2 separate regions of the Homo sapiens genome follow, and region 1 is linked to region 2. A link is a contact called in ENCODE Hi-C or POLR2A ChIA-PET data. All regions are on one chromosome and are shown on one strand. The core of a region is the stretch at or near the end of the contact, and the rest is flanking DNA. Distances in the headings are between cores, read along the strand shown. Region 1 holds the start of MED7 (mediator complex subunit 7). Region 2 holds the start of G3BP1 (G3BP stress granule assembly factor 1).

What was found. Hi-C counts contacts between places; a loop is a spot of excess contacts on that map. ChIA-PET counts read pairs that join two places held with the same protein, here RNA polymerase II (POLR2A). Pooled maps may share reads with other maps.
Region 1: a map of B cell shows a loop between it and region 2 (22-fold over the local background). The contact joins the promoter of MED7 here to the promoter of G3BP1 in region 2. A Hi-C loop is called at or near these places in 1 of 168 maps with a recorded cell type or tissue (B cell) and 6 of 50 pooled maps. POLR2A ChIA-PET finds 5 or more read pairs at or near these places in 1 of 52 experiments (CD4-positive, alpha-beta T cell).

What each region holds. Positions count from the first base shown.
Region 1 is chr5:157,140,773-157,145,697 of GRCh38, reverse strand. It overlaps MED7 (mediator complex subunit 7), which reads left to right and starts at 2,833. Exons shown (of 2, transcript NM_004270.5): 1 at 2,833-2,878. RefSeq lists enhancers at 2,206-2,305, 3,116-3,165.
Region 2 is chr5:151,768,813-151,773,380 of GRCh38, reverse strand. G3BP1 (G3BP stress granule assembly factor 1) reads right to left here and starts at 1,427. Exons shown (of 12, transcript NM_005754.3): 1 at 1,345-1,427. It overlaps LOC100652758 (a long non-coding RNA gene), which reads left to right and starts at 1,205. Exons shown (of 2, transcript NR_132345.1): 1 at 1,205-1,678; 2 at 2,609-3,588. RefSeq lists silencers at 801-870, 921-1,250 and enhancers at 1,459-1,753, 2,011-2,240, 2,619-3,340.

The DNA.
Region 1 (4,925 bases), core at 1,584-4,083, 5.4 Mb before region 2:
CTTCTTGTCTGTGTCTCTCTAGAACACCTTCTAGAAAGAACACTTTTTTCAAAGGCCCCACTGGCTTTTGTCTGTCTTTTTAGCCTTCTAGACCAGTGCCGGCACAACAGACACACAATATACAGATTTATTCAACGAGCATATTCCTTGTTAAGCTGTAGTAGGCATCTTTAAGTAATAAGCTTTCCATTGAGATTTTGCCAATATAGTCATATAATTAAATGTTTAACACACATCATATTGTCACTAGCCCTTCTCATGATATGGACTTCATATCCATTATTCATTTGAAGTTTATTGGAAAGAACACTAGATTGATAGTCAAGAGTCCAAGATTCTAGCCTTGATTCTGCTACTAACTGTTAAGACACTGCCCCTTTGGGCCCAGTAATTCTATTTCTAGAAATTTATTTCAAAGAACAAAATTGGACACATGCACAAACATATATGTACTGGGATCTCATCATCCTGTGTAGTTACACTGGATCAAATTTGGAGAAAAATAATTTAACACAATGAGGATCTGGCTAAAGAGACTGTGGTATAACCACCAAAGCCACGCTATGAATTTATTTGAAAGTGATGATTGTATTCATTTTGTTTCTTATTCAATAAACACTTATTGAGTATTTGCCAATTTCAGGCACCGTTGTATGTAGGTTCAAACACAACAGCAGTAAATGAAACAAAGGTCCCATGCTCATAAACCTGATATTTTTGATGGATAAGAAAGGCAATAAAATACATAAATATACTATGTAAGATGATTTCAGATGATGAGAGGTTCTATGAAAAAAAGATAATACATAGTAAGGGTTTCAGGGGCATCTCCCAAGAGAAAGATTAGGGATGCGCTATTTTGCATAGAGTAGTGTAACCCCAGAAGAACTCTTTGAAGTCACATTTGACCAGAAACCTGAATGAATTGAGGAAATGAAGCCGGGCGCGGTGGCTCACGCCTATAATCCCAGCACTTTGGGAGGCCGAGGCGGGCGGATCACGAGGTCAGGAGATTCAGACCATCCTGGCTAACACGGTGAAACCCCGTCTCTACTAAAAATACAAAAAAATTAGCTGGGCGTGATGGCGTGTGCCTCTAGTCCCAGCTGCTGGGGAGGCTGAGGCAGGAGAATGGCGTGAACCTGGGAGGTGGAGCTTGCAGTGAGCCGAGATTGGGCCACTGCACTCCAGCCTGGGTGACAGAGCAAGACTTCGTCTCAAAAAAAAAAAAAAAAAAAAAAAAAAAAAAAAGGAAAGAAGGAAATGAGACGTGTCAATATCTGTGCAAAGAGTTCCAGGCAAATGCATTGGCCCCAAGGCCGGGATGTACTTGGCAATTTTGTAGGGCCTGTGATATAGGCCAGGGGAAGGATGTCAGATTTTATTCTAAAAGTCATAGAAAGCCTTGGAGGATTTTGAATAGAGGAGTGATAAGACCGGTCTTATATTTTAAGAAGGTGTGGTAAATAGACTAAGGGAGGACAAAAAATCAAAGAAGTCCAGGTGAGAGATAATGGTGGCATGGCATAGGACCATAGCAGTGGGAACGGTGGTCAGTCATATTTGGAACTTTATTTACTTATTTTTAAATAGATCTAATGCAAAAGGCTGGTATGGTAGTTTCGGTGGGGTATGTGAGAAAGGAGAAAAAGGTGATTCCTTCGATTGAACATTTGCAATTGAGTAAAGTGCAACTGGGGAAAGATGTCTGTCACCACTGGATATGAGGGTCTGAAGTGCAGAGGAAACGGTGTTCCAGGGCCTGCATGTAATCATCCAGCTGATATCTGACTGAGAAGTGGTTGGAGAACTGAGTCCTGGGGCAATCCATTAATCAAATGTGCCAAATGCTGCTGACAGATGGAGTAAAATGAGGACTGGGAACGACCATTGGAAGTCACTGGTGCAGGATACATTGGGGTCAGCGGTGAGGAGAAAAGCTGGATTGGGTTATGCTCAACGTAGATGGATTTCTTCAGGAAATAAATTGATACGTGCGAGGGATTTAAAATGGGGGAGTCCGGAAGTGGTGGTTCACGCCTACAATCCCAGCACTTTGGGTGGCCGAGGCGGGCGGATCACTTCATATCAAGAGCTCGAGATGAGCCTCGCCAACACGGTGAAACCCTGTCTCTACCAAAAATACAAAAAAAAGAAAAAAAAATAGGTGAAACCCCAACTATTCGGGAGGCTGAGGCACGAGAATCGCTTGAATCCCGGAGACTGAAGTTGCAGCGAGCCGAAATCGCGCCACTGCAGTCCAGCCTGGGCGAAAGAGAAAGACTCCGTCTCAAAGAAAAAAACAACAAAAAAACCCTGCATGTCTATATTTTCGAATTTGTATGTAAGACGTCTTAATTGTATGCGTTAAATTAAAAAAGGACAAAAGGAATGGAACTACCAGCAGCGACTAAGTCAGTAAAAGAGTGGTAATGGGGAAGGGGGTGGAATATACGCAGGCGCAATAGCAAGCGTTTCTTTTGGAGGTTATTTTCGTGTCATAAATTTCTAAATTCACGTTAAGTCTTACAAGAGCATGTTAAACATTAAAACATAAGATTGTTTCTGGTCAATAAGGGGTCTATAAAAAATAAAGCAATAAGGTGTCTTGTTCAATTTTATGCCTTAATTCAAAAAGAAACGAAGAAACGGAACCCTCAGCTACGACTTTTAAAAGTCAGTAACGGGTGGATGGGAGGAGTCAAACATACGTAGGCGCAACAGCGAGGGATCGGTCTGAGGCGGAGCTAGAATTTCGTTAAAGGACAGCTCTTACAGCCAATCAAGGACAGAGTCGGTGGCTTCTTCCCGGAGGAGACCGGAAGTTGGTTTCGGCTGCAGAGGGGAAGGCGGCTACCAGTGTAAAGCCAGAGCTGAGGTAAGTGGGCGGCAACGGTTTGGGGCCGCCGCCTGTGTGCGTTTTTTTCTTCCGGACCCCGCAGCTTCCTCTGTGCTGGGCTGGGAACTGGGGAGGCATGGCTGAGTTCGGCCTCCAAAGGCGGTCTTTCGTCTTTCTCTCCCGAGTCTCTCCGAGAGTGCGGTCTCTCCGAGAGCGCGGAGGCCTCGGGGTGGACAGCCTGGAGGAGGGGGCTCTAAGCGTGGCAGTCTCGGGGCTTCCTCCGTGTTGGGACGCCGAGCCGGAGTGGAGGTTGGGAGACCTGGCGTCTAGTCCCCGCGCCGCTGTTTTTCTAAGCTGTGTGGCCTTGGGCGAGTCATTTGCCCTCTCCGGCTCTTTGTAACATGAGAGTAGCCCTCCCTGCCCTTCCTTCTTCTGGGAGCAGTTATGAAACAGCTGAGGTATGGGGGCAGGCGAGGGCGGTAGATCCCAAGCCTAATCGTCAGGTCCATCTGGAGAGGTTTTAAAAGCGACATTCTAGGGCCCATTCACAGTAGACAGAATGAATCAAATCTCTGGGGCTGGGACCCTGGAATGTCTGTCGTCTTCTGGTGAAGCTCCTTCTCCCCCAGTAGAACAAACACTAGATGTTGGATCTTGAGTTAAGAACCAGCTCTGATGCTTGGCTCTGCTTTTATTAAAAATAAGACCTCCATCACCTTTGAAAAGTTCCATCTAGAGAGACAGTAGAGAAAGAAATATAATTTTTGTGATATGCCAGTCCTTATTGTACAGTTAGATGCTTCTCGGCTTAGGGATATAAGAGAGCTTGCCCTTTGGAGCTAAAGGGACCTGGGATAAGAATTCCTGTTGTGCCATTTATTAACCTTTTGATCTGGGGCAACACTTCCCCTCATTGAGACTTCGGATCCTCACTTCTAAAATGAAATTGATAATAGAACTTAATTCGTGGGACCGTGTGGTGGCTCACGCCTGTAATCCCAGCACTTTGGGAGGCCGAGGTGGGCGGATCACTTGAGGTCAGGAGTTCCAGACCAGCCTGGCCAACATGGTGAAAACCTGTCTTTACCGAGAAATACAAAAATTAGCTGGGCGTGGTGGTGCGCACCTGTAGTCCCCAGCTACTCAGGAGGCTCAGGCAGGAGAATCCCTTGAACCCGGGAGGCAGAGGTTGCAGTGAGCCCTGATGGTACCACTGCACTCCAGCCTGGGAGACAGATTGAGCCCTTGTCTCAAAAAACAAAACTAACAACAAAAACCCCAAAAACCTTAATTCATAGAATTGTTAATGAAGATTATGTTACAGAGGCCATAAAAAATGGTACCTGTCATGTAGTTGGCCTTAGGAAAATGGCAGCCGCAATACAGGAATGCACATCGTGTAGGAAAGTACAGAGCAGCACTCCTCACCTAAAAAGGTTTGAGTGGGATGAAACGTGAGCTGTCAAAAATTGTATTTTCTGCCGGGCACGGTGGCTCACGCCTGTAATCCCAGAACTTTGGGAGGTCGAGGCAGGTGGAACACGAGGTCAGGAGATCGAGACCATCCTGGCTAACACGATGAAATCTCGTCTCTACTGAAAATAGAAAACATTAGCCGGGCGTCGTGGCGGGCGCCTGTAGTCCTAGCTACTCAGGCGGCTGAGGCAGGAGAATGGCGTGAACCCGGGAGTCCGAGCTTGCAGTGAGCCGAGATCGTGCCACTGCACTCCAACCTGGGTGACAGAGCGAGACACTGTCTCAGGGAAAAAAAAAATGTATTTTGAAGTACCAGATCACTGTTAATTCTTTGATTTTGGTAATTGTGCTTTGGGTAGAAGAAAACATTCTTGTCACGAGAAAACACACTGAAGTATTCAGGGGTAAAGGAATGAAAAACCAATAAAGCAAATGAAGGAAAATGTTAACATTTGGAGAATCTGAGTGAAGAATATGAAGTGTTTTTTGTGTATTCATGCACTTTTTCTGTAATCTGAATTTATGTTAAAAGTTTTAAAATGTCTGGGTGTGGTGGCTCACGCCTGTAATCCCAGCACTTTGGGAGGCCAAGGCAGGAGGATTGCTTGAG
Region 2 (4,568 bases), core at 178-2,677:
AACACCAGTAATTCATCCAGCATGACACGCTCCACAGAGGTCCAAATAGTATACTGTAACTGGGCGCCAACCTTTCTATTCCAATTCCGTATTTTAACCCACAGATGCTAGTGAGATCTTAAATTCGTCGCTTTGCACCTCATTCCCTTCAACTATAAAGTGAATCTTCTCAAGGTCTTTCTGCAAAAGTCTCCTCCAATTAAAAAAAAAGTAGAGAAAAAAAAATTCAACGTCTAAAACCGGAGCCTAACTTCCCGCTGGCGGGAATTTCCCATCAGCAATCTGAGATTCAAACCCGATGAGGAACACAGTCCATGTTCATTTGCACTTACTCATCGTTTTCCCTACTTTTTTCCAGAAGCTACGGTGGCGGCACATCTACCCAGGGCCTGTACAAGTACACGTAGAAAGGAAGCCCAAACCCTTTTCCTTTGTCACATTCCCACTTCCAACCCTTGTCTCCCTGGAAGCCCAGAACTAGCCCAAGTACAAATGCCGCTGCAGCCTTCTCGGCAGGTGGCCTTTTGAGGCTGATGCTGCCCCGAGGGACAAGTGCTCTGGGGGCAAAGACTAAAAACAGGCTTGGGAAGCGGGGAGCTCGGAGTCAGAGGGCCCGGCGTCAACAAATCCCCGCCCTTCCCGTGCGTGCCTGTGACCCCGCTCTCCAAACCCGTGCCTTGGGCCGCTAAGGAAGGAGGATAGCCGTACCCACCTCGCCAGCTCACTGCAAGAATCAAATGAAAGGCAGAAAAGTGGCTCCGCACAGTGCCGGACACACAGTGAGGGCGTGGAAAGAACATTGGTTGTTACTACCACTCCGTGCACTCGCTGCTCCCTCTTTGCTCTCTGCAAAACCGAAGGCGCTTCTGCGACGCGCGGACCGCAAGACTCCAATCAGACTTTAGTGCTGCCCCCACCCTAAACGAAAGCCTCCTTCTGGTCCGAACCGACTGGATCCCTTGGCCAGGGGAGGAAAAGGTGCCGCGGGCGCGTGGCGGAGAGGGTGGCGGGCGGGAAACGCTGGGCGCGGGACCCCTGGCCCCAGAGACCGCCCTGGGGCCCAGGCGGCGGCCGCGGCTTACTCCTGCCCCGCGAGGCCGTTGGACGCAGCACGCGCACGCGGCGGACACGGCCACGCGCCCCAGCCGGGACGGGAGCGGGAGCGAGGAGCCGCCGCGCGCCCGTCCGTCCGCCGCGCGCGCCTGCGGCCGTTGGGGTGGGGGTTGGGGTGGGGGACGCGACTGGCGCGGCCGCCGCGAGCGCCACTCAGACTTCTCCCTCTCACAAGTGCTGCGGCTCGGCTTAGTCCTCTGGCCTCCCTGCCCCGCCCACACCCCGGCGTACCTACGCGGCTGAGCTGGAGAGGAACTAGCTCTGCACCACAGCACCGAGGATAGTACAAACCCCTCACGCAACTGCGTCCGCACACACGCGTGCTCCGCCGCCGGTCTATATAACTGCCACTCACCCTAACTTGTTGCGGCCAGGTCGGGCGACGGGATGACCAATCCCGACCGCGTCCTCAGGGCTCTTCGAACAGTAATTGGGCACTGACTCGGGGATGAAGGCGTGGCTCTTGATTGGCTTTGACTCCTGCCTATGAGACTGTGAGGATCTCGTTTCCCTAGTAACAGATCGGCACTAAGAGAGACCAATAACCGAAAAGTACAATAGAAAGGCGAGTGAGCAGTTCTTTGACTGATACTCAAAGTAGCCAATAAATGTGTGGGGCTGCTCTTATTCGTTAACACGTCTTCCCCTGGGCGGAGATCCGTTTTCCATGCAGGAGCGGTTGCGCCACAAGGTGGGGCCCGTGTACTTTGGGGAAGTAAACCCCTAGCAACTAGGAGGCGGGCGTCCGAGAGGCCAAGACAGCCTGTGGCCAATCGCAACGCCGGAAGGAGCTGATAGACACGGAGGTTGCTCTGCTCGGAAGAGACCGAGCCCCAGGGCCGCCGTGCCCTCTGGGCGGTTGTGAGGCTGTGCAGCCTGCGGCTTCTGCCCTCTTTCTTTCCCTGACTGGTTGGGTCCGGCCTCCGAGGCCTGTACCCCGCCTTTTCCGCATAGGTTTGTACCTGGCGAACCAACTAGTAAAGTTTCCCGGGTTGTTTTCTTTTTATTACAACTTTTTTCTTACGTGCGGCGGCCAAGGGCCTTGCTGCTCTCACCATTACTCAGCACTGCTGCGGGGCAGAGGAAGGAGGGTCGTTCCTGCGCCGCCCGCAGGCTCCCGCCGGAAGGTCGCCGGTGGAAGGCCTGAGAGTGCGCCCTTCCGCCAGGCGCTTCTTGGCGGGCGCTGCGAGGCGGCCGCGGGCGTGTGGCGAGGCTCCCTTTGTGGCAGCTGAGGCACGGTGGTCCGCGCGTGCTCCAGTGGAGTGTGGGCCCTCGCACCACGTCCCGAGCTGCACCACTATTGTTCAGCCTCGAATTGCCGCGGGTGGGGGCTTATTCTCGTCGCTACGCCTTTAAAAGGCAACTCGTCCCCTCCTCCTGGCGTTTCAGGCACTGGCGGGGCTACAACTCAAGGCTGGCCGGCCCTATTTCTATGGAAATAGCTTTGGTTCCCAGCCGTCCGGCACAGACACGCCCCGGTTTGTTCTCGTTCCAGGCATGTGACCAGGGTCTCCCGCGGAGTTTTGCTGAGAATTTTGGAAATGAAGCATGTGGAGCGCCTATGTCGGGGGAGAGAGGCCGAGCTGAAGGAGCACGGGCGCCGGCCTCGGCCTCTGGGGAGCCGGGCCCGCTCGCCTCCCTGCGCGGGGCTAGCCCGAGCCTGGAACTCGGGAGGCCCAGGAGCGAAGTGAAAGCCCCTTCTGGTCCCCCAGGGCTCCACTCCCGCAGCAGCCCGGCTCCGTCGGCGTCAGTGGAGCCCCAGGCCTGGGTCCGAGATGAGCGAGACGCTGCTCTGGCTCGCGGTCGCCCGAGCGCTCCCAAAACCAGGGAACAGGCCCCAGGAGAGAAGCCCCTAGAAGTTTCCTGGAGCAGGGAGTCTCCTGTATCCTGTTAGCTCTGCAAAGGAATCTGGACTTTATTCTGAGGGCCTTGGAGAACCCCTGCAAAGTTTTTTAAAAGGTGGACTAAGAGATTGGCATTTCACAACATGACTCTCCGAATTGAAACACTAAGAAGATTGGCGAAATTTAACATTTACAGATTAGTAATTTAACCCAGGTGACTCGCGATGAGGGACATGGCTACCCTTCACTTTTGGAGGGAGTTTTAAGTGATACAGATCTTTTTGCCAAGCAATTTTTTTTTTTTTTTTGAGACGGAGCGTCGTTCTGTCGCCCTGGCTGGAGTGGAATGCCGTGATCTCGGCTCACTGCAACCTCCGCCTTCCTGAGTTCAAGCGATTCTCCTGCCTCAGCCTCCCTAGTAGCTGGGATTACAGGCGCGCGCCACCAGGATCTGCTAATTTTTTTGTATTTTTAGTAGAGACGGGGTTTCACCATGTTGGCCAGGCTGGTCTCGAACTCCTGACCTCAGGTGATCCACCTGCCTCGACCTCGCAAAGTGCTGAGATTAACAGGCGTGAGCCACCGCGCCCAGCAGCAATTTAAAAATCTAATAAAATTGTGCATATCCCCCAAAACAATAATGTCACTTGGTTGATAGCCACATTTGTTTACAAAGGCATGTGCCAAGACTTTCACTGCAGCTTTGTCAGCATTGCTAGAAGATTTAAAACCCGAACACTTAATGTTCATCAATTGATAAGCTGTTTTAACAGTGATATACACGTAATATAGAATATTATGCAGCATGCCGGGCGCGGTAGCTCACGCATGTAATCCCAGCATTTTGGGAGGACGAGGTGGGTGGATCACCTGAGGTCAGGAGTTTGCGCGACCAGCCTGAGCAACATGCGAAACCCCGTCTCTACAAAACAAATTCAAAAACTAGCCGGATGTGGTGGCACACGCCTGTAATCCCGGCACTTTGGGAGGCTGAGGTGGGAAAATCACTTGAGCTCAGAAGGCAGAGGTTGCGGCAAGCGGAGATCTGCACTCCAGCTTGGGCACCAAAGTAAGACTCTGTCTCAAAAAAAAAAAAAAAAGAAAAAGAATTTCGTCTTTAAAAAAAAAAAAGAAAACTCTGCAGAGTTACTAATAGTCATTGCAGAATTGTTTGTAGTAGAAAGAGCCAGAAAACAACCGAAATATCTGGCTGAATGAAACTGGTTAGATAGAGCACTGCAAAACAGTATACTTACAGTAGACTGTCATGCAGCCATACAGAAAATGGGGTAGATCTACTTGTATAGTTATAGAGCAGTCGCCAAGAGATATCAGTAAATGAAGGAAGCAAAGTGCAGAATAATGGGAAAAGTATTCCTGGGTTTGTATAATAAAGGAAGAGGGATATCATGGGGTGATTATGTCCATTAAGACATATGTATTGCTTTAGTTATCTGCACTACACATTTGTTCCCATATGTTTTTGCTGTTATACATGCACAGGTTATGTCTGGAAGGAGTCACAAGAAAATGTTAATGAATATTAATGATTGCTAAGGGAGACGAACTTTGTCTAGGACAGCAGAGAGTCTTAGTTTTCACTGTGTACCC